Linked DNA regions of Homo sapiens: all the other regions are linked to region 3. A link is a loop called in an ENCODE intact Hi-C map of the cell type or tissue named here. Cell type or tissue: heart right ventricle. All regions are shown on one strand.

Region 1 (8,000 bases), 230 kb after region 3:
CAGTCTTTCTCCTTGACCTCTTACCCTCTGACACCTCTTGTCCTAGATCCTAAATTCCAAATTACTTTGTAGCTTGAGATCCTTGGTCTATGGAATACAGTGTCTTTGCCTTGAGTTGTCTTGTGAGAAATATTAGCCATGTTCAAAAATTAACCAGCACTGTAAAATTTGTCTTGATTTCCTTCTTGCTATACAATTTGGAAAATCTGGCATTTATGTGAAGTTAGAAAAAAAGATGTCTTCTCTTTCTTTGATTACCAAGCAGCACAAAGCTCGGCTGGAACGCCGGGTCACTGGCTCAACCAACCGGTGGCGTTTGCCCAAACAGCCTTTCTCTGGGGACCTGCTCTCACTTTCCCAGATGTGCAAGGCTCTGAGCATAGACTTTGAGGAAGCTTTGAGGAACCCAGACAGGTATGGAGACTCAAAGGTTTGTGGGAGGGAATGGCCCATTATTCCTGGGAGGGGAGGTGCCTGATGACCGGGCCACTCTGATTGGCTGCAGTGGCTGTCAAGGGCACATCTGCAAGGAAGGCTCCCTCTGGAGCCAGCTCTCAGGCATGGACAGGGTCATAAGTGACTACTACCTCTGAGAATGTGGGTGGTTACAAAAGTGCAGAGAAAGATTGAATTTTTTTTTTTTTTTTTTTACAATTTTTCTTCCCAGTGGGAACTTTGAACCCAAACAGGATTCTGAGTTTATTATCCAGGGACCAACTGATTTTTTGACAAACAAAACTTAGTTAGTCCTGGCTCAGTGTTTAGACAGCTTGTAAATGTCCATTTTCACCCAATGAATTGATCCTCTCTCAATCTCATGGCATTCCGAGCAGTAGGCTAGACCCACTTCTCCATGTGATGAGTTCTCTCTTGCCTCTCCTGGAAACACAGAGCTGGACCCTTGCCTTAGTCTGTTTGTGTTGCTATAAGGAAATACCTAAGGATCAGAAATTTATAAAGAAAAAAGGTTTATTTGGCTCAAGGTTCTGCAGGCTGTACAAGAAGCATGGCGCCAGCATCTGCTCAGCTTCTGGTGAGGGCCTCAGTCTGCTTGTACTCATGGTGGAAGGCAAAGAGGAGCCGAGTGTGCAGAGATCACATGGCAAGCGAGGAAGCAAGAGAGAGGAGAGAGGGGAGGTCCCAGGCTCTTGTTGACAACCGGCTCTTGTGGGAACTAAGAGAGTAAGAACCCACCCCTGAGGGATGGTATTAATCTATTCATGAGGGATCTGCCCTTATGACCAAAATGCCTCCCATTAGGCCCCACCTCCAACATTGGGGATCAAATTTCTACACGAGGTTTGGAGGAAACAAACATGTAATTTGTAGCAACCCTATTGCAGAAGGTACACCTCATTTCCCTGGTGCCATGGACCTGGCTTGATGCCGTTACCATCCTTAGGCTGGCAGCATCAGTCTTGTGAGCTCACAGCCAAATCAAAGTGAGCATGGACTGTACTCCTGGGACAGCACCTGGCACAGAAGAACTGCCTGCTCAATCTTTCTTCAGCGAGTAGCCAAATCTTCCCTCTCTAGAGCCACTGGCCAACACTTTTCCGTTGCCGAGTTCCTTAGTGCCAGGGCTCGGCCAGGGATGCAGGTGCTGGAGCTAGGCCTAGGAACAGAGGCAAAATGATCCCAAAAGCTGATGAGAGGGTCTGGGCAGCAAGAACTAAATCTCTGTGAGTCACTGAGCTAAACTGGAGGCAGTGGCCTGAGGGGTGGGGTGTTGAAATGGCATTTGGTGCTGGGCATTTGGACTGTTAAAAGCAGTCTATCAATGGGGCTGGAATCTCCACTTCTTCACTTACTAATTCTGTGACCTTTAGTCAGTGGCTAACCCTCTTTGGGCCTCAGTTTCCTCATCTTTCAAATGGTTATAGAGCACCTTCTTCAAGATGAAGAGTCATCTTGAGGATTAAATGAAGCCATATATTGAAAATGCTTTGCACTGTTTCTGGCAAATAGTAGATGCTTAGTAAACAGAACTATTTTCTTTATTGCCTGGGCAGCATTTTAGTAATTAATCCCGGTGATTTCATCTTGGGGTGTCTCAGCTCTGTGCTCTGCCAGTCAACACCCCCTTTATTTCACTCTGCCTCCTTGCACCTTCCCCAGTTCCTTCCTCCAGGACAACACCTTCCTCCAGCACAACAGGGGCAGAGGAGCCGGTCTTCTGGGGAGAAGCTTTTACACATCTGGCCCTCTCCTTTGTGATATTGGGAAGCTGCATGTCCAGAGGCAGCAGATACTCTCAGGTGTTCTGGGTATGTCTACTGCCACGCATCTGGTGCTCAGCTGATTCAGGATTGGTTCTGCCAGGGCACTTGGGCTCTGTTCCATGAGCCTCTTGTCCTCCTCCTGAGATAGTGGGCTAGCCTGGGCACATGCTTATCATGGTGACAGCAGAGGGCATGAGGGTAAGCCCAGGAGCTCATGTGTCTTTCAAATCTTCCACCATTTCACATTCACTAGGCCCCATGAACTGAGGCAAGTCACGTGGCCAAACTCCCAGTCAAGGGACAGAAAACACACTCCGTCTCCTTATGGAGAGAAACTTTGCAGTATGGAGGCAAAAGGTTTGGACAGAGGGAGGGATGAAGAATTGAAGTCACTGGTGCAGTCTACTGAGTATGGGAGAAACTGATGTTCTGTAATAAACACAAACTTGTCTGGGCATGGTGGCTCATACTTGTCATCCTAGTGCTTTGGGAGGTCTAGGTGGGAGGATTGCTTGAGGCTAGGAATTTGAGACCAGCATGGGGCAACATGGTGAGACCCTGTCTTTACAAAAAATTTTAAAATTAGCCAGGTATGCTGGCTTGAACCTGTAGTACCAGCTGCTTGGGAGACTGAGGTGGGAGGATCACTTGAGCCAAGGAGATTGAGGCTGCATGCAGTGACCTATGATTGTGCCGTTTCACTCCAGCCTGGGAGACAGAGGGAGATTTGTCTCTAAAAATAAAAAAGAGACAGAGAAAGAGAAACACACACACACACACACACACACACACACACACATCTTTTCTTTGTGTTCACAATAGGAATTTGTTCCATGTGATTGTGAGTAACTTCTTAGAAAGAATAAAGGGTGTGTATAACATGAAGGGCTTATTCCTGGTAATTCTTGTGAACCTTCAGGCATCAGGCAACTCTCAGGTGGCAAACTCCACTGTCAGTAAGGGCCTGGAATGCCCCATGCAACATACGTTATATCCCCCAAAGCACTACATGGCTGTTTCTGCCCCACCTGGCAAGCTGTGTTCATGTCATGGATGGTGTCATTGCTGCTTTTCCCACCTGGGGGTGCTGTCTGCTTGGACAGGAGCTGGACCAGTCTATTTCTTGAGTTACGGAAAGGGTCATTCATGATGGAAAGCTGAGGGAACAGGCTCCCAGCTTCTCGTCTATTTCGGGTATGTAATTGTGCCCAGCTGGCCAACACTTCCTTCTGCCGTGTCTGGGTTTTCATGACGCAGGGAGTTCCTGGTCAGCCACTCAGAGGTGCTGATCTTCAGGCTGCTGATCGTCTTACCTTGGTCCTTTTGCAGGCTCTGGGGCACCGAGTGTGGGAGAGGAGGCTGAGAGGAGGAAATGTTAACTTCCTTGCGAGTACTCTAATCTTTTTGTGCCTTAGTTTATGTGCAAATCACGGATACTGTCTTACAGGGTTGTGTGAGAATTATATGACATGATTCATGTAAGGAGCTTAGAAAAGTGTCTGGCACATATACGCTCAATGCACATGTGTCAAGCATGTCCCTGGGGTCCACAGGCGTGTATGGATGCGTGCTGTCATGGAAACCCAGAGATCCAGCACGGGAGGTGTGTCTCAGGCCAGACTGGGGAGGGGGCACCCCCACGAAGGCTCAGGGGGTTGTGGCCCTAGGAAAGACCCAGAGCCCTCCTTGTCCCCAGCTGGTGAGGCTGCCTAGTGGTTTTCTCCCTTTCTGCCCGCAATGCCAAGTCCATTCAAGGGTGGGAGGAGGTCATGCTTAAGAGGTAAGAATGGGAAGAAGGGACCCCTATATTTTTATATTATATTATATTATATTATATTGTATTATATTATATTATTTTATTTTATTTATTTTTAACCAGAGAGTAGTTCTGGGATAGTGGGACTAGAGAACAATGACCCACGTTAACCTAAATAACAAACAGAGAGGAGAGGAAGACTCTCTAAAAGAGGCTGATGTTTATTCTGGAACAGGCATTGCAATGCAATACCAGTGCCACTGTAAACTACGTGTATATTCAGGGATGTAAAGGAAAACAAAGGTTTTTTTGTTTTGTTTTGAAACAAGTCTTGCTTTGTTGTCCAGGCTGGAGTGTAGTAGTGCAATCACAGCTCACTGCAGCCTCAGCCTCCCAGACTCAATTGATCCTCCCGCTTCAGCCTCCCAAGTAGCTGGGACCACAGACATGGCCACCACATGCTGAATTTTTTATTTAATGTTTTGTAGAGATGGGGTCTCTCTATGTTGCCCAGGCTGGTCTCAAACTCCCGGGCTCAAGTGATGCTCCTGCCTCAGCCTCCCAAAGTATTGGGATTACAGGCATGAGCCACCGTGCCTGGCAAGACAAAGGTTTTTAAAGGAAAAGTGAGGAGGATTACATCATTGCTCTGAGATAATTATCCCTGGCTACAAGGATCCATAACAAGGGCGACACCAGTTTGAGTTGCAAGGCAGATGTCCTCGCAGTACTTTTTTTGTGTGTGAGGTTGTGATGGCCTTTGTGTGTGGCTGTAGGTTTTGCAGAGTCTTTTGTGATAGTTCTTATTATCAGGCATTCATGTGTGAGAACTCTCCCTTCCTGGCCTTCCCCACCTCTATTTGTTGGGTGGATTTTTTTGTTTTGTTTTTTTAAAGAGATTTAGAGATGAGGTCTCGCGCAGTTGCCCAGGCTAGAAGGCAATGGCTATTCACAGGCATGATCACAGCTCACTGCAGCCTCAAACTCCTGGGCTAAAGCGGTCCTCCTCCCTCACCCTTGCATGTAGCTGGGACTATAGGAGCATGATACCATGCCAGGCTCCATCAGGGTATTTAACACATCATAACTCCATTTTTATGTTGATACCTTTCACAGAGACAATGAAAGAGAGAATGCTAACTGAAGGCATGTCCTTGCAAGTTATTCCAAACATTCACTCTTTCACTCCTCCCTTCCTCTGGGACCAAGAAGCAGAAAATGGAAGGACTGGGGTCCAGCCCCAGGTCTATGTAACTCTTCCTAGTTAATCAAATTGGCATTTTGCCCTTTGGATAGTTTGCTCCAGGAAGTCCGTATGTCCATGAGAAACTTACTTCCTCTTCTTCCCCTTCTGCCTTTCTCCATCATGGTCATGACTTGGGGGCGTGAGCTCCAGCCTAACAGCACGTTCCCAGCATCCCCGCACCAAGCATTGCAATGGGACCACTGAGTCCCAAACAGTGAGACAACTCACAGATGCCATGTGTTCCGTTCACTTTTCCAGTGATCCTAAAATGAACCACAGCCCTTGGGAACAGCAGAGCCTACATGACGAATGGTATATCTTGACAAGCAGCCCTCACACCCAGGAGAAGGCAGTGTGCTCACCTCTGTTTCCCGGCATCCCTTGGCTCAGCCGATGACACTGATGTTTGTGAGAGTAGTTGAGTTCATGGACCTTGCGCCATATTTTCCAAAGTCTGTGGCTCCATTTTGGGATCACGGTCTGAACTCTTGACTCTGGCCAGCTCTTTCCAGACGTGTCACCCAAGCCACGAGGGGGATCGAGGGAGGAAGCGAGGGTGGCTTGGGTCAGATCTCCACTGCTCCTGTTGAATAAGCAAGTCCAGCTCCCACTGCCTGCCTTAGGCTGAGTCATTGGCAGCCATCCTCCCCCCTTGGAAAGGGCAGCACGTAGTTGGCAATATTCTGGACACGGGCTCCCACCCATGCTTCCTGCATGCACCCTGACCCATGGGGTCTCCTGGGATTGTTGGAGACAGCGTGGTGAAGTTGACACTGCATGACACAGAGCAGCTGTGGTCACAAATGTCTCTTGGCTGGCTGGCTTTCTGGGATGACTGTCTTTAAGCTGCGAATATGTGACTCAAATTTTGTTTCACTTCCTGGCTTAACACGATGAGTCCATGGTGTTTATCTATGTGGTCATGGATTCATTAATGAATATTGCTGAGCACCTGCATGATGGCTTGTGCCAGGGTCATAGCAGTAAACACATGCCGTATCTGTCTTGCAGAGGATACACAAGTAAACAGGCAGCCACAAGACACTCCAGAAGGAGTTTTAAGGGGAAAATCCCAGGACGGGCAGGGGTAAAGCCACTGGCCCAGCATCCCCAGAGAAAGCGGCAATGAAGTTTATTCTGAAGAATGAGTAGGAGCTTAGCAAGGGGAAAGGCGAGGAGGAGAGCATTTGGGAGAGGGAGCAGTGCATGCAAGAGATGAAAGCAGCAGTTGGCAGGTCCAGGTGCAGGCTGCTGAGAAGGGCTGGAGTGGGGACCGTTGAGGGACCAGGCTGCAGAAATATGCAGGAGCTGGTTAGCCGTGCTAAGGAGTTTGGGCTTTCCCCCAAGAGCAATGGGGAAACACTGGAGGATTCTCAGCAGGAGAGAGACAAGACCAAATTTGCATTTTGTGGGAGGCAGGCCTCCGAGCAGAGCAGGGCCGGAGGCTGGGAGACTTTGGCAGTGACTGGAGGGAGATCACAGGGGCTTAGACGAAGGCTATAGCAAGAACAGCAAAGAGAGATGGACAAATTCGAAAGATCTAGGCAAGTGATGAGATGTAACAACACTCAGCATGCTGGCTTGGGCAACTGCAGGCTGGTGGTGCCATTTCCTGAAATGAGAATCCGAGTGAGCAGGGTAGGATTTGGGGTAGATGCTAGGTTTAGTTTTTGGACACACTGAGAATGGGACCTGTATGACCTCTAAAGAAAAATGTTGGTGAGTTCACATCCCAGAAATGAGCAGAACCCTCTATTCTTTTCTCCCAGCAGATATTTACTGAGTGTCTACTATATGCTAGATAATGTTTTAGACACTGAATAAGGTGTCATTCAGGCAGCCAATTATGGCCTGAAATATCTCCTCGGTAAGGCCTACCCACAAACTGAACACAGCAATCACATTATGAGCCAGCTATCAGAAAGCCTACAGTTTTTCAGATCGGCAAATGGTGACCTGAGGAAACTCTTCCAAAGGGCGAGATATGATTAGCTTGATCAATGGGTGCTTTAAGGACATTTATGCTAGAATAATGCATGTTGTAGTTGGAGAAAAATGTCAGTATTAACTCCTGGATTTTATATTTGCATTTTCCCTTGAGGTTATGCATTTCACAAATCCAGAAGTTTTTCTTTGAGAATTTCAAGAACAAGGACATCCAAAGTGGGGAAGCAGGTGAGTTTGTGTTATCCATGGATTAAGCCAGAATGTTGCTGATTTCAGGGGCATCTTGTGGTCTTTATGGAAGGAGACCAGTCCATAAACCAGGGCGCTAGTGTATAAGTTGCAATTCTCATCCACTTCCCAGCGTCTAAGAAATAATAGGTGCCCGGTAAATATTTGTCAAATGTGCAGTGAGTGAAGTCAAGCTTGGTAAACACATTTTCATATGCTCCTCGCCATGATAAAGACAAATGTGTTGATGTCAATAAATAGCCCACACCTGTAATCCCAGCAGGAAGGCCCAGGCGAGTGAATCACTTGAGGTCAGGAGTTCAAGACCAGCCTCGCCAACATGGTGAAACCCCGTCTCTACTAAAAATACAAAAACTAGCTAGTTGTAGTGGCATGCACATGTAATCCCAGCTACTCAGGAGGCTGACGCAGGAGAATCACTTGAACCCAGGAGGAGGAGGTTGCAGTGAGCCAAGACTGCACCACTGCACTCCAGCCTGGGTGACAGAGCAAGACTCCATCTCAAAAAAAAAAAAAGTAGTCTTTGTATTGAAAGACTAAACAGAGTGCAGCAAGCATAAAGCAGCTGTTCTTTGTCTCT
Region 2 (8,000 bases), 210 kb after region 3:
TTCCTATTCTGCCATCTTGCCCAGATCCTGAGCAAAGCCTCTTTGTTTTCCACAATATTCTCACTAGAAAAAATTAAAGCAGGGTGGAGATGCATATGGGCAGGGTCAAAGTGTGTGTATGCACAGGGATTGTTGGAAGGAGGAAAGATATTAACATTTGAGTACCCACAATGACTCACTCAAGTTAGTGCTATCTCTTTTTAGCTTTGAAATGATCTGGTGAATGAAAACTATTTTTATTTTACAAGGAGGAAACAGGCTCAGAGAAGTTAGAAGACTTGCTCAGGTCAATCAGGAAACAAGGCAGCCAGGATTCCATCCCAGGTCTTGACAGAAAGGCCCACATCCTTTACAATCCCTGGAGAAGTGTTTTCTTTACAAGGAAGGTGGTGGGGAGATGAGGTACAGGGGTGAGGATGCTACCGAGCACATGTGGTGGGTCCTTACGTCCATTCTTTAGTCTAGTTGGTGGTGCTGCCTTCAAGTCTGGACTTGACTCCTCTATTGCATTTATGGACTGTAGAAAGCATCCTTCTTGTTCAATGGATGGAAGCGGCAGGGGGGCTCACCTAGGGTGTACATTGTTAGATGCGTTGGAGTGGACTTCTTCTTCCTCATCTTGTTTGTTTCCCTTGGGTGGTCAGTGGACCAGTGGTACCTCCCCAGGTTGGTGGTGACCAGCCGGGCAGGGCTTCGGCGCTCTCAGGGCCGGACTCTCAATGGCAGAATCTGGAGAGTTCACGGACTGTCTTTTGGGTTTATTTGAAAAAGCAACTTGGAGATCAAAAGAGATAGGACTAGATAAAACTCACACTCCTTGGCCTCTATGAGCCCTGGGATATCGAGCCGCTTCTCCCCTTCCTTCCTCCTTCCTCCTTCCTCCGTTCTCACCCTATACTGCAATCAGACTGCATGGGCCATTCCTTCAGTGGCTCCTTATTTCTCCACTCCAGCCTAGCACACGCTGTTCTGTCTGCCTGAGACACTCACCCTTATCCCCATCATTTTGTCTCTCAGCTAACTTCTCTTCTGTTATGTCACTTCCTCCAGGGAGTCCTCCTTGAAGCCTTGGGCCTGGGTAAGTGTTTACAAATGTAGGTTTTATTATTATTTTGTTATGATTGAGATATGGCGAGGCCAATAGATAAGGAGATAATTGCCTTTGAAAAGATAGTTTGTTACAATTCCCAAGAGGAGGGGGCATACCCCCACCACTGGGCACAGGGCACACAGGGAAGCAGTAGGGTTAGGAGGCAGAAAGGGTGAGGGGAAAACATGGGCAAGAGCCTTTATTGTGGATCCCATGGGAAGAAATGAGTGAAGCAGTGTAATCAGGTTTAGAATTGGTGAGTTTGAATAATTTCAGTGGGCTCTGGGATATAGGGATTGTCTCTCATCTGGTAGTACTTGGCCCTGGGTGATTAGGGCAAGTGGATAGTGACCCTGAGTTTGACAGCTTGATAAGGGAGGTGGTTGGGGAATAGGCTCTAGTTTAATTGGTTTGTATATGAAAGGCATGCTTGTAGGAGTCCTTTACTATCTCTAGGAATTATTAATAGCTAGCCCTGGGAGGGGCAGTCCCTCCAGGGTGAGCAAGGCCCCAGATGTCAAAGCCTCAGAATGAAAAAGCAGGTTAATGCGGTCGACTGCCTCTCCTACGAATTCCTGCAGCTCACTGACTTAAATACACTGTGAGCCTTACAACGCAGACGTTAAACCTCCAAAAGTAAGGTGCCCAGGCACGGAAGGTGATTTTCAGGGGCAGCTCATGTATGACTTTTTTTAAGTTATGTAGTTATTTTAATGTATATTCCAAATAAACCAGCATACCAAATACTTTACTTCATTGATAAAATAAATTTAAGAACATCATAACAAAAATGTTATGTAAAAATGTAAGTCCAGTATTAAAGAACAATTTTAAGCAAATAACATCAGAGGCTGTGAAGGTAGTGCACTTCCTTCTCTTTGTCCCCATTTTATCTCCAGCACCCAATACAATCTTGACACTCAGACCTTGTCTAAAGGAGTGAATGAGGCAGCCCTGGGCTAGCGGCATTGGCATCACCACACTCCAGAACATCTTGGAAAAGAGGATCAACAGTAGATGGAGCGGAGGAGTTGTTTTATCTGAACTTTTTTTGCAGATGAGAAAATAGGAAGCCAGAGCCAAAGAGAGGACTTCCTTGAGGTTCCACAGCAAGTTCATGGCCAGTTCTGACCCAATCTTGTTCTTTCTTTTTTTTGAGATGGAGTCTGGCTCTGTCACCCAGGCCGGAGTACAATGGCGTGATCTCGGCTCACTGCAACCTCTGCCTCCTGGGTTCAAGTGATTCTCCTGCCTCAGTCTCCGAGTAGCCGGGATTACAGGCACACATCACCATGCCTGGCTAATTTTTGTATTTTTAGTAGAGATGGGGTTTCACCGTGTTGACCAGGCTGGTCTTGAACTCTTGACCTCATGCAATCCACCTGCCTCGGCCTCCCAAAGTGCTGGGATTACAGGTGTGAGCCACCGTGCCCGGTCTTATTCTGTTCTGTTCTTTTCTTTTCCTTCTCTTTCTCTTTCTGTCTCTCTCTTTCTTTCTTTCTTTCTTCTTTTTTTTTTTGAGATGGAGTTTCACTCTTGTTGCCCAGGCTGGAGTGCAATGGCATGATTTCAGCTCGTTGTAACCTCCGCCTCCTGGGTTCAAGCGATTCTCCTGCCTCAGCCTCCTGAGCAGCTGGGATTACAGGCAGGCGCCACCACACCTGGCTAATTTTGTATTTTTAGTAGAGACGGGGTTTCTCCATGTTGATCAGGCTGGTCTCGAACTCCCGACCTCAGGTGATCTGCCCACCTCAGCCTCCCAAAGTGCTGGGATTACAGGCATGAGTCACCGTGCCTGACTGTGTTCTCCTTTCTTATCACTGAGATCAGCTGTGTTGCCATATAGGACTCAGTTCCAGGGCAGGACCCTTTGCTTCCTCCTGGAAGCCCCTGTCTGTCTGCTGGCTCATGCAAGGCCTCCGCCAGGGGCTGGTCTGGATGCAGCACTCCCAGCAGCAGCCTGGACCCTGGCTGGGTGCACTGGGGCTCTCAGGCACAGACTGTCCAATCTTCCAGGCCAACTGAGGCTCCGGATTTTCTTTTTTCATCAATAGAGGTTAAGGATGTGTCCAGGGTCACACAGCTATAGCCAGTCAGAACCAGGTCAGAATTGGGTGTTCTTTTCAGTGTACTCCACCACCTCCCCATATGGGTGACTGGATGGAGTGGGCTGAAATGGGCTCTCTGGCAAGGTAATGAGCTCCCCATCCCTGAGTGTGCAAGAAGAAGATGGATATCCCTTCATAATCCCCCTGGAACTGTGACACAGGAGATTTTGGCATAAGGTATTTCCAGCTAAGGGCAGTGCTCAGCGACATTTGATGTCTGAGTCACTGATGACCTTTGCTCTTCAGATTTCCAGCTTGTTGGCTGCTTCATGGGCTGGGCCCAAGGGGCTCAGTTACTGACACCATCAGGAAAGGGCTCTCAGGGAAACATGCTGAAAGCTATTTCCATTTATTTGTATTTGCTGCCTTTGACTTTGGACAGTAGCTCAGCTCCTGGGAGATCTGTGGGGGATGTATGTGTTGAGAGTTCTGGGGGTGAGCTGAAGGCCCCGGATCCTTGAACTAGACCCTGCAGAAAGCGATGGATTCAGCCAAGGCCAGGGTTCTGCCTAGGGGCTGATGGGAGCGTGGCATCCTGGGACGCTTCCCCAGAGTGGCCACTAGAGGGGGCCCGCTCTCAGCTGCACTCTAGAAGTGATACCTGGAGGGCATCCCTAGGTTGGCCCATGGTGGAGCAGGTGGGATGTCAAGCTGGTCCAGGGTAATAATGTCTTTCAAACTTGTTAATTGAAATCTTACATGGGGTCCCACATTCCAGGGACAGTTAGCAGGGAAAACTTTGGGGTGGAGGGGAAGGAGCAGCGTAGAGAGAGGAAATCTGTCCATTTGTACACAGACTTCTGCTCAGCCCCTCTCCGCCCCCATGTTCTTGGCACCGGGCTAGGAGGGAAGCCATGGACCAGACTCGAGGGGGAGTGGAGAGCAACATGATGGTCGGGGAAGAGAGAAGGTGCACAGCAGCTGTGTGTGCACAGCCATGCGTGGGTGCCTGGATGAGCCTCTGTCACTGCCCCGGAGGGGAGCTCAGCCTGATGGGTGGGCTGCACCTCCAGCTGCCGCATGTCCAGCAGAAGGGGCTGGTTACCCTAATCCCCATCTGCCTCTGCATCAAGAGGCACAGCATCCATGGTGAAACTGTCTCTACTAAAAATACAAAAATTAGCCAGGTGTTGTGGCAGGCGCCTGTAATCCCAGCTACTGGGGAGGCTGAGGCAGGAGAATCATTTGAACCCGGGAGGCGGAGGTTGCATTGAGCCGAGATTGCGCCACTGCACTCCAGCTTGGGGGACAAGAGCGAGACTTCGTCTCAAAAAAAAAGCACAGTGTCGCCATTAACAGTCATGTACAAAAATGCAGGAGAAAGCGTCTAACACTTAGTGAACAACTCATGTTAAAGAGTACAGTAGGACCGCATTTTCAAAAATGTGTGTATACATACAAAATGTCAATGTACTATTAATGGTGCTGAATTCGGCTGTGGAATCCAAATGATTTTTATTGTTAAGAATTTTTGCCTCTGAATTTGTGCCTGTAAATGCATTGCGTTTGTAAAAGGAAAATAAATTAACAACAAGTGTTTGTTTTTCAAGCATGAGAGAGGGCCCACACCTGGCTCAGGAATGCAGCCTCGGCCTCTGGCTCCTGAGGCCCCTGCAACAGTTGTTAGAGGCCTGCTTCCGGTCTCATGCTGCCCCTGAGCGTCTAGGGATGGTGGGCAGACCCTGAACTGGGTTCCTAACCCCCCTGTCTAAGACATGCCAGTGTCTTCAGCCCCTTGTCGCCTACATTCTTCTCCCACTGGTTCTCTCATTGTGCACGTCCCTCCCTACCTCCTGATCTCCAGAAGAGCTAGGCTGAGAGGTGAGCACCAGTGGACTCCTTTGGGCCCCACCTCAAATCCTGTCTGCAGCACCAGCTGCTGCTGCTGCTACTAAACACCAAAAGCCTGACAATCAGCTGCTTCTCCAACCCGGTGGCAGTTGCTGGGATCAGTTGTATACTACCATGAAACCCTGTCGTCTCACTCTCAAACCCAAAATCCAAGGCACAACCAAGAGACATCGCTCTAAGCTGAAGTGCACCTCTGGAAGCTACTAGAACAGCCAAAGATGCTCTTAACACACGTGCATACATGGATGCAATTGCAAATGAGGACATAGGTGGGTACAAACACCAGGGCCATGTTCGTACTCAAACACAGAAGCAGACACACACACCTATGCATACATAATCACATGTGCACACTTATGCATGTGGCACTCAAGCAGGTACACAGGCAGAGTGGTGGTTATGGACTAGGACATCCAATTACCCAATTCCAGAGATGTTTATTGAGCACTTTCTAAAGTCCAAGTTTGGTTGCTGGGCTCTGGGGATGCAGAGATGGGTAAGCCACTCACAGAACATTCCACAGCGATCGGCTTCTGTGCAAAGCAGAATATGGTGTTGGGAGGAGTAGAATCACAGGATTTGAGGGCTGAGGCGGGAGACAAATTCAGGGGTACCTCCCATTTATAGAGTGTTTCGTAGTTTCTAGATCACAGCCACAGGAGGCAGCGCAGCTACTTTCCCGTTTTACTTTAGGATGTATGTGGCCTAGGAGAGGCTGGCCTTGGGTCTTAAAAGCTGTACTGCCTCCTGGTTCCTATTACTGTAACTAGGGATTTCTGTGATCCCTGGGGTGGTGGTCCAGGCCTTTGATGGACCCGTGGTGACCCATGTGACTCTGACCCACATGGCCTCCACCTCCCCATCCCCTAGTTTGGGTCATGGGCTTCACAGGCCACGTCGCTGAGGACACTGTAAGATTGCACTTAGGGCCAGGTGCGGTGGCTCACACCTGTAATCTCAGCACTTTGGGAGGCCGAGGTGGGCAGATCACCTGAGGTCAGGAGTTCGAGACCAGCCTGGCTAATATGGTGAAACCCTGTCTCTACTAAAAATACAAAAATTAGGCCGGTGTGGTGGCGGGCACCTGTGATCCCAGCTATTCAGGAGGCTGAGGCACAAGAATTGCTTGAACCCGGTGAACCTAGGAGGCGGAGGTTGCAGTGAGTCAAGATCACACCACTGCACTCCAGCCTGGGCGATAGAGTGAGACTCCATCTCAGAGAAAAAAAAAAAGCAAAACAAAACAAACAAATCCCAAACATTTCCACTCTGGATGCCAGCTTGAAGGCTCTTGGTCTTGTCCTTGACTTTTAGGCAGTCCTTAGCTCCCAGAGAGAGCAGCATTAAAAATCATCATCAGCAAAGTACTTCATTAGGCATAGCTTTTAATAATGCGGAATGCTCAATTTTTATTGAAATATGTTTGTCAAAACACAGATAGAAAATGCTAGAAATAGAGCACCCCAGAATGCCAGAGCTGGGAGGCATCTGAGAAGCTTCTAGTCTAATCTTCTCCTTTGACAGATGAAGCCTGAAGATTTGGGGGTTGGTTCTCACTGAGGCTGTGCCCTGGGTTGCCCCAGGTGCTGTGAGGAACAGGAATGGAGGCACATGGCACCCACACTGGTCTCTGAGATGCCATCACTCACAGCTTCTCCCCATCAGCCAGGGCCTTGGACACAGCCCGAGCCTGAGTTGAAACCTGGCCCTGGAACAGGAAGTGCTTGGAAGCTTCCCTGCCGTTGCCGTGGTGCTCACAACCACCCAGGAAACCAAGGCAAGCTCCCCCTGTCAAAGCACCTTGGCCCATAAGAAGAAAAGGGGGAGCCCCAGATGTGATGAGCGCTTCCAGGCTTCAGGCTCAGAAGGCGCCCCCAGCTCTCCTGTAACTCAGAGGCCAGTGTGATGGGAGTTCCTCCACTCAGCACACTTCCCCTGTAAACACGCCTGTGGTGGGCAAAAGGGCTTTGGAACGGTAAGTACAATGGGTATTTTTCAGCCACTTCAGAGACCAAGAAATGTGTCCTAGTGACAGGTGCTGTCTTAGCACCTGTCTAGACCCAGTGTTAGACTTGGGTGCCTCTGGTCTACTTGGCAGGGAGGGAGTTTAGGGAATCAGGAGGGGTCTGGGAGCTGAGAGACCATTGTAGGTAGCTCCTGCCCGCCCACAGGGACCTTGGCACAGGCTCTCAAAACACACGAAGGGGCAGATTGCCTGGTGGGATGAAAAAAGAACACATTTCCAGGCCATTGAGATGTCTCTGGATTTCAAGATCAGCTAAAAAAGTTCTTAGATATTGATCTAAGAAAGCAGGAGCTTTGGGTAGCTGAGTGCAAACCCCAGCCTCCCTCTCTCTGTAACTGAAGCGGTGCTCTGTGGGCATAGCGAGTCCCGTGTGGGGTTTATTCTGTGCTGACCAGGTCTGCTTTAGAATGGAACCCTCTTCTCTCTTCTCAGATTCCTTAAGGCCACGTTGAGGATTTGGGGGTCTATGTCTAGGGCAGTGGGAAGCTGGTGAAGGGCTTTAAGCTGAGGAGTTCATCATCCTGGCTCCTGTGAGGTAAAGGGATCAGAAAAGCATGTATGTGTTACCTGAGGTGGGAGAAGCCTCACGCAAGGTGGAAACTCAGCCATCAAGGAAAACACACATTGCTGTAAACTCAAGTGCACCTCTGAAAGCTGGTTGAACAGCCAAAGATGCTCTTAACACACATGCATACATGGATGCAATTGCAGATGAAGACACCAGCAGCTGGGTACAAACACCAGGGCCATGTTTGTACCCAGACACGTTTCTTTTTCTTTTTTCTTTCCCCTCGAGACAGAGTTTCGCTCTTGTTTCCCAGGCTGGAGTGCAATGGTGAGAGTTTGGCTCACTGCAACCTCCACCTCCAGAGTTCAAGTGACTGTCCTGCCTCAGCCTCCCAAGTAGCTGGGATTACAGGCATGC
Region 3 (8,000 bases):
AATTTCTTTTTCTCCTGGCTCAGAGGACTTTATCAGCTCAGACTCCAAGGTCCGCGCAGCCACCCGGGAACAGTCAGAATATAAAAAGGAAGCAGCAGGACACGCCCGGAAGCCCTGACCACAGAGACGCGTCCAGGTAGGAGGCCAGCTCTGGAGGACTGATGCAGCCCAAGGACTGCCCCGCTCATTGCCTGCTCCAGCATTAGCTTTGCCCCATTTGCTTTGGAAACTGGACCCTTAGACACATGGTATCGTCCTCAGTGGTGAGATGTTCCAAGCAGTGGTTCACAGACCTCTCTGTGACTGGCTAGGCCTGCATGATTGAAAAATTCATCCTGATTGCCTGCCCAAAGATGAAATTAGTAATTATAGACTTCCATTCCAGCCACACTCCAGAGTATCTTCATTGTCAGAACTTAAAATGGAAAACATCAAGGGTTCCCAGGGGTTTATCAGTGTCTAATCCGTGGCTAAGTGGAGTCTGTAACTCAGTGTGGTGGCCATTGCGGGCACTGGACCATGAAACAGAGGACTGAGAACACAATTACCAAAGCCACCCAAGCCCTTTGTCCCAGGGAGGCTGGTGGATGAATCCCAGAAACCAACTGTGGCAGTGGGATGTGGCCAGTGCGGGGGTGGCCCATCAGTCACTTCCTTTTTTTTGAGATGGAGTCTCATCCAGGCTGGAGTGCAGTGGCACGGTCTCGGCTCATTGCAACCTCTACCTCGTGGGTTCAAGCGATTCTCCTGCTTCAGCTTTCCGAATAGCTGGGATTACAGGAGCCCGCCACCATGCCCAGCCATTTTTTGTATTTTTAGTAGAGACGGGATTTCACCATATTGGCCAGGCTGGTCTCTAACTCCTGACCTCAGGTGATCCACCCGCCTCAGCTTCCCAAAGTGCTGGATTATAGGTGTGAGCCACCATGCCTGGCTGGTCACTGGCTCTTGTTATGAGCCACAGCCAGGCCCTAGGGCTCCCTGCCGGGGCTCTCTCCTGGGCCTCTCCCCATGTTGGCCCCACACTCATAGTTTTAGGGGATACAAGCAGTAGTCCAGCAGACTCGAGCACCTGGTGTCCAGCATGGACACAGGCCAGGCACGCTGGGGGCACTTAATAACTGCTCGTGGGTTCAACTCGCAAACAGGCCATGGATTTGGTCAGAAAAACCCTGCAAAATTGGAGCCCAGCTCTCAGGAGTGTATCATGACAGGCCTTAAGGGAAGCAAATGAGCAGGAACTCTGTGGAACAAAAATGCAAAATGGAATGATAGGCCCCTGTCATAGACAATGCAACTTTGACTCACATGCTACTTCATAGCTTTGCAAAACCTTGAGACTCAAAGTGACTTTTTTTTTTTTTTTTTTTTTTTTTTTGCTTTGGGTAAGTCAGAGCAACCCCTGGTGGCAGGAATTTTCATGCCTGGGGCATGGAAGTGGGTGGCTTGGGCTATGTGGCTTTCCAGAGGAAGTACTTGGGGCATCTTGGCAGGAGCTTTGGATTTCTTTAGGGAAATGGCAATCAGATGGGGCAGAGTGTTTTTTGCTGAGGGAATCAGAATGATCCCTCAAACAGCACCTTTGATCTCTATTCTCTGCTAAAGATGGTGCTTCCTCTACTTCCCCAGACCCCCGTGTCTGTTCCATTTCCATGAATTTTTCATCAGGGTCACAGGACAAAGGTTTTAGTCTTTGGTTCTAATGAGACCTCTGACTTGGCTCTGGATGACTATGAAACTAGTGAATGCATTTGTCTTTTCTGGAATCCCACACAAGGGAAGCCACTGTGGCTGCTGAGGCCCAGGGTCCAGCTCTTCTCTTTCCCTCTTGGTGAGGTCCTGGGATCTCCTGAGGCCTGGGAATTGCTCGAGGCCTGTGTCACAGCTGGACTGAAGAGTAGCAGCAGCTCAAATGTCTTTTGTTGCTTGTTCCCCAGCTTTAGTCAATTATTATTTTTCCCTTGAAGAATTGCCTCTCGTTGGCATGCAAATTGAGCATAAAAGAGGTGCCCGTAATCCCAGCACTTTGGGAGGCCGAGGTGGGTGGATCACGAGGTCAGGAGATCCAGACCACCCTGGCCAACATGGTGAAGCCCCGTCTCTACTAAAAATACAAAAATTAGCCAGGCGTGGTGGCGTGTGCCTGTAGTCCCAGCTACCCAGGAGGCTGAGGCAGGAGAATCGCTTGAACTCAGGAGGTGGAGGTTGCAGTGAGCCGAGATCGTACCACTGCGCTCCAGCCTGGGCGACAGAGTGAGACTACGCCTCAAAAAAAAAAAAAAAACAAACAGGTGCCTTCCAAGAACACACTCAAAAAAGCAGCTTCCTGTTCACAATTAAAAACATGATTCTCCTCTATAAATGTGTGTGTGTCTATAGTGCAGGGCCCTGTACTAACTCAGAAACCATCTATCGAGAAGGAACAGGCCCTCCTACTCTGCAAGGGCTGACAGTGAGTCCATCGCTCCTGACGGAGCAGGGCTCCTGTGTGCGGTTTCAGTGAGTCACCTGTCCTTGGCGTCACCAACAAGGATAAAGAGCATTTATCATTCATTTTGCATATGGGTTCCAGACACTATGCCAAATGCTCTGTGTGTGCAATAGATCATTGCATTTTTTTTAAAACCTATTCGGTTCTGATCCTGAGTCCTTACCTGCCAGGCTGGTGGGTATGCCAAGTGTATTAGTCCGTTTTCACACTGCTGATAAAGATATACCCAAGACTGGGCAATTTACAAAGAAAAGAGGCTTAATGAAGAACTTACAGTTCCACGTGGCTGGGGAAGCCTCACAATCACGGTGGAAGGCAAGGAGGAGCAAGTCACATCTTATGTGGATAGCAGCAGGTAAAGAGAAGAGAGCTTGTGCAGGGAAACTCCCGTTTTTAAAACCATCAGATCTCGTGAGACCCACTCCCTATCATGAGAACAGCTTGGGAAAGACCAGCCCCCATGATTCAGTCACCCCCCCAGGTCCCTCCCGCAACACGTGGGAATTCAAGATGAGATTTGGGTGGGGACACAGCCAAACCATTATCACCCAGGGCAGCCATCCTTGGGACTTCTCTCTCCAGAGCCTGGTGCATTGAGACCATCATCCATTCCCTCCCCAACCCCAGCACCTTCCCTGTGATGCCAGTGACCACACTGCCCCTCAGGCTGAGGGACTGTGCTGCTTCTCCACAACCGTAGGCAGGAGGAAATCTTTGGCGAGGCTTTGGGAGCCCATGACCGCTTCCTCGAGCACCCTCCCTGCTCATTCCCCTCTGAACCAGAGGACACGGTCTGGAAGTAGAGAGGGACTCTCAGAGGTTCCCCACTGTTCAGGGCCCTTTCTCTCCACTCTCAGGCGCATTGGCCTTGAGGCATCTGTCCCTTGGCCTCATTGGACAACCAGCATTTTCTCTTCAAAGGATGTAAGTTTTTACAAAAGGTGGGAAGACGCATTGACCTGCAACTCTTTCTGTTTTCTACTTGGAAAAATCCAGAGGCAAAAAACACAGAAGGGCCTGCAGTGGCCACCTGCTGGGCATGGAGCGAGGGAAGAATATAGGCAGAATGCGTGTGTGAATATTCCCAAAGATGGTCCCTCTGCTCAGGCATCATCTCCACTCTACAGATGAGGAAACTGAGGCTTGCAGCATGATGTAATCTACCTTAGAGGTAGAAAGTCCATTGTTTCTCCTCGAGGCTCTTCCCTCCCTCTGAATTATGCTAGAACATGGGGTTTACTCATCCCCAAAGTTCTTCAATAGGAAGAGTGGGGTCCCATCAATTCGACTGTCTTGCTTTTCTGGTTGCCACGTGGTGGCGCTGTTGTAACTTAGCCCAGCGTAGTTCAACCATCCAGAGTCTGGGACATGCCTCCCTGATGACCATCCCTGCACAGGCCCCTGGGTTCTTGAGGGAGAATGATCCTAGCCTCCTAGGGTGAAGCTTAACCCCAGTAGCATCTCTTTCTGCTCAGCAGTGTCCATGCCAGTACAGCTGATGTAGCAGTACAGCTGATTAGCAGTCTGGACTGGTCCCTGGTCCGCCCTTCTTGGATATCATCAACCAGGGACTGAGCAGCTTTTTCCTTTTAGATCCTTAAGACACAACTGATTTTATCTTACAACCTTTTGCCAGATAATGGAGCTATTAATATTAGGTTGTACCAGAGGAAATTACCATTTAGTTAGGTCAAAAATTGTTGGTCATTGGCCATTTCCTGTGCTTCCATTTCCTGTGCTCCTTCTTCTGAAAAAGGTCAAGGGCAGTGTTTCGAGATGACCGGCTTTTCTCAGGGAGTGAGAATCAGGCAGGGAGTGACCTTGAGTGATTTCTAGCTGAATTCCCGGCGCCTTTGGTTTCTGACCACAGTGCTTAGGCTCCCAGGCAATGGTAATTGACACAAGACCAAACAGATCTCCCAAACAAGGCTTTGTGAGGGGCTTATGTTTGAACACAAGGGAGAGAGCGCTGGAGCAAAGTTCTCCGGCTGGCTCCCCGAGGACAGGTCTTTTTGGTGTTTTAAGAAGGGTGGGCAGGGCATGGTGGCTCACGTCTGTAATCCCAGCACTGTGGGAGGCCGATGTGGGTGGATTGCCTGAGCTCAGAAGTTAGGGACCAGCCCGGGCAACACAGTGAAACCTCATCTCTACTAAAATGCAAAAATTTAGCTGGGTGTAGCGGCATGCATCTGTAGTCCCAGCTACTCTGGAGGCTGAGGCAGGAGAATTGCTTGAACCCAGGAGGTGGAGGTTGCAGTGAGCTGAGATTGCACCACTGCACTCCAGCCTGGGTGACAGAGCAAGACGCCGTCTCCCAAAAAAAAATAAAAAAAAAGTGAAGAAGGGTGACGTGAACAAGCATGAGGTATGGGAGCGTCGTTACACGTGTGGGGTAGAGCACAGAGTGCACAGGCACAGTGAAAAACATGTTAGGGCATATATTGCATGATCAAAAAATGGCAGATATGCAGCCATAAAAAAGAACGAGATCATGTCCTTTGCAGGGACATGGATGGAGCTGGAGGTCATTATCCTTGGTAAACTAACACAGGAACAGAAAAGCAAACACTGCATGTTCTCACTTATAAGGGGAGCTAACTGATGAGAACACATGGACACATAGAGGAGAACAACACATACTGGGGCCTATTGGAGGGAGGAGGCTGGGAGGAGGCACAGGATCAGGAATGATAACTAATGGGTACTAGGCTTAATACCTGGGTGATGAAATAATCTGTACAACACACCCCCATGACACGAGTTCACCTGTGTAACAAACCTGCACTTGTGCCCTTGAACGCAAAATAAAAGTTTATGAAACAAAACAAAACCCAAAAAATGGCAGATAAGCCCCACCTGGGTGGGAATTTTGGTATTACGATGAGCCAGTGGGTGAAGATGGGTCATTCTGGACTTGTGCGTATGCGGGCAATAGGGTTAACTTCCTTGAATAAGATGATGGTGGAATGCTGCTAACCTTAGCTTCTTCAAGGTCTCTTGGTCAGCGGGGATGGCACTGGATGGGGTATGCAAGGTCTAGTAGAATCCTGGTGGGGGCCAAGTCCCATCCATACCCTGTCTCACTTTGTCACTGAATGAAGGAGAGTGGAAACTCAACAGCCTGGAGTCTTAGCTGTTATCTGATGGTTCTCAAACTTGAGTGGGCACCAAGATCACCTGCAAGGCAGATTAAGACAGATTTCTAGGCTTCGCCTCTGGGGAGTCTGATGCAGCAGGTTTGTGGTGAGGCCTGTGAAGGGGCATTTCTTTTTCTTTTTCTGTTTTTGAGACAGAGTTTTACTCTTGTCGCCCAGGCTGGAGTGTAATGGTGCGATCTCAGCTCACTGCAACCTCCGCCTCCCGGGTTCTAGCGTTTCTCCTGCCTCAGCCTCCCAAGTAGCTGGGATTACAGGTGCCTGCCACCATGCCCGGCTAATTTTTGTATTTTTAGTAGAGATGGGGTTTCACCATGTTGGCCAGGCTGGTCTCGAACTCTTGACCTCAGGTGATCTGCCCACCTCAGCCTCCCAAAGTGCTGGGATTACAGGCGTGAGCCACTGCGCCCAGCCAGGAAGGAGCATTTCTAACAGGTTCCCAGGTATTAGTACTGCTGGTCCAGAGACCACACAATGAAGACTGCTGCATTCTGCCACGCGGCTGTGTGACCACCTCAGCCCAGTGCTGTTGGGGCTCAGAAGAAGCCTTCCCTGAGAGCTGGAGTGGACAAGGAGGGTCTCCTGGCAGGGGTGGAGGGAGCTTGAGTGAAAGGGGCAGACTCTAGAGGCCATTCCAGGCAGGGGCAGAATTCCTGAACTGGACCTCTCTAGGGCTGAGTAGGAAGTGAGTGCAGACCCAGGTGGTGACGTTCACTGAAAACAAGGTATGAGGAGTGGCGCCATGTTGAGGAGAATCTGTCAGTCAGGTGAGGGGTTGAGATTTTTTCCTGAAGGTAACTGGAAGCTAGGGAAGTGCTTTGTGGTTTGTTTGCTTTTAAACAAGGGCTGGGCTGGGCACAGTGACTCATGCCTATAATCCCAGCACTTTGGGAGGCCAAGGCCGGTGGATCATGTGAGGTCAAGAGTTTGAGACCAGCCTAGTCAACCTGGTGAAACTCCATCTCTACTAAAAATACAAAAATTAGCCTGGCATGGTGGCGCACACCTGTAGTTTCAGCTACCAGAGAGGCTAAGGCAGGAGAATCCCTTGAACCCAGGAGGCAGATGTTGCAGTGAGGTGAGATCATGCCACTGCACTTCAGCTGGGCAACAAGAGTGAGACTCCGTCTCAAACATAAAATAAAAATAAAATAAAATAAACAAGGGCTTATGCATGCCAGGAAAGTGTTCTGAAGATAAGGGTGAGGCACTGACTGGTGCACTGGAGGGGTGGAGGGTGCCGGCTGGAAGGGGCACTAGGGGATGTTGTTGTAGTAGAGGAATGGTGGCCAGAAGGAATCCCAAGGGAGAACCCACAGAACCCGGTGACTGCCTGGGTGTGGGCGGAAGAGGTGGAGTCAAAGAATGAGAAATAAAAGTAAAATCCTAAGCCCCCCATCCAGCTGAACAGACTCCCTCTTGGCCAAAGGGACCCTAAAGAAGCCTTAAAAACTAAGTTTGGCCGGGCACGGTGGCTCACGCCTCTAATCCCAGCACTTTGGGAGGCCGAGGCGGGCAGATCACCTGAGGTCGGGAGTTCGAGACCAGCCTGACCAACATGGAGAAACCCTGTCTCTACTAAAAATAAAAAATTAAAAAATTAAAAAAAATTAGCCAGGCATGGTGGTGGGCACCTGTAATCCCAGCTACTTGGGAGGCTGAGGCAGGGTTCAATCTGAGGCTTGAACCCAGGAGGTGGAGGTTGGGGTGAGCCAAGATCGAGCCATTGCACTCCAGCCTGGACAGCAAGAGTGAAACTCCGTCTCAAAAAAACAAAAACAAAAACTGAGTTTGGAGCCCTGAGAGGATGGAGGTCAGACAACCTTCCCGTACCTGCTCCCTCGCTAGATGATGTTAGACTTCTTTCCTAAGGGTTCAACAGAAACAAGCAAACCAGCCCTTTCGAAAGACTTGCTCCACCACTGGTTTCAGCTAGATCCCCTTCCCTTTTGTGGTTTCCACACAACAACTGACCAGCATTCCTTCCACACAAGAGACCACCCACCATGGAGTGGTTCAGCACCCTGAGTGCCTTCGCACCCTCTGCGTCACCTTTTAATGTATAAAGCCTAATTTTAGCGCATTTAAATGTTGTCTACACCACAAAGTGAGCATGGGGTGTAACATGTCCATTTGCTTACTATGCATGCACGCCCCTCTTCATGAATACTCATAGCTCTTCCTATAATCTGTTGAATGTGTCTACTTCGCCTGTTCAGCATAAATTCCAGTCTCAAACTTCCCTACCTCAAGTGCCTGCTTCCGGCTTCCGCTGCAAAGCGCGGAAGCGCTTCTGTCACTTCCCAGCCTGCGGGATGGATGGCCAGCCTGCAGGCTGCAACCCTTTATTATAT

Evidence for each region. Peaks named below come from ENCODE experiments on the same cell type or tissue, not always from the same donor. Only the 100,000 strongest peaks of a DNase experiment are listed, where the experiment ranks them.
Region 1: it touches region 3 in a loop (2.3-fold over the local background); 10 of 110 quality-filtered maps call a loop at or near these places.
Region 2: it touches region 3 in a loop (2.2-fold over the local background); 11 of 110 quality-filtered maps call a loop at or near these places.

Annotation. Positions count from the first base shown.
Region 1 is chr10:122,276,526-122,284,525 of GRCh38, forward strand. BTBD16 (BTB domain containing 16) reads left to right here. Exons shown (of 16, transcript NM_144587.5): 3 at 266-414; 4 at 7,326-7,399. Among named protein-coding and RNA genes, the nearest start is that of BTBD16, 9.2 kb to the left of the region's middle. In heart right ventricle, a CTCF peak has its summit at 3,320 (motif pointing right); DNase peaks (open chromatin) are centred at 3,321 and 5,716; H3K27ac peaks cover 1,353 bases.
Region 2 is chr10:122,264,491-122,272,490 of GRCh38, forward strand. It overlaps BTBD16 (BTB domain containing 16), which reads left to right and starts at 6,806. Exons shown (of 16, transcript NM_144587.5): 1 at 6,806-7,024. RefSeq lists an enhancer at 3,700-4,201. In heart right ventricle, a CTCF peak has its summit at 3,762 (motif pointing right); a DNase peak (open chromatin) is centred at 3,755; H3K27ac peaks cover 2,026 bases.
Region 3 is chr10:122,050,415-122,058,414 of GRCh38, forward strand. TACC2 (transforming acidic coiled-coil containing protein 2) reads left to right here. Exons shown (of 23, transcript NM_206862.4): 3 at 24-136. Among named protein-coding and RNA genes, the nearest start is that of TACC2, 65 kb to the left of the region's middle. RefSeq lists an enhancer at 4,300-4,594. In heart right ventricle, CTCF peaks have their summits at 1,415 (motif pointing left) and 3,784 (motif pointing right); a DNase peak (open chromatin) is centred at 3,837; H3K27ac peaks cover 4,154 bases.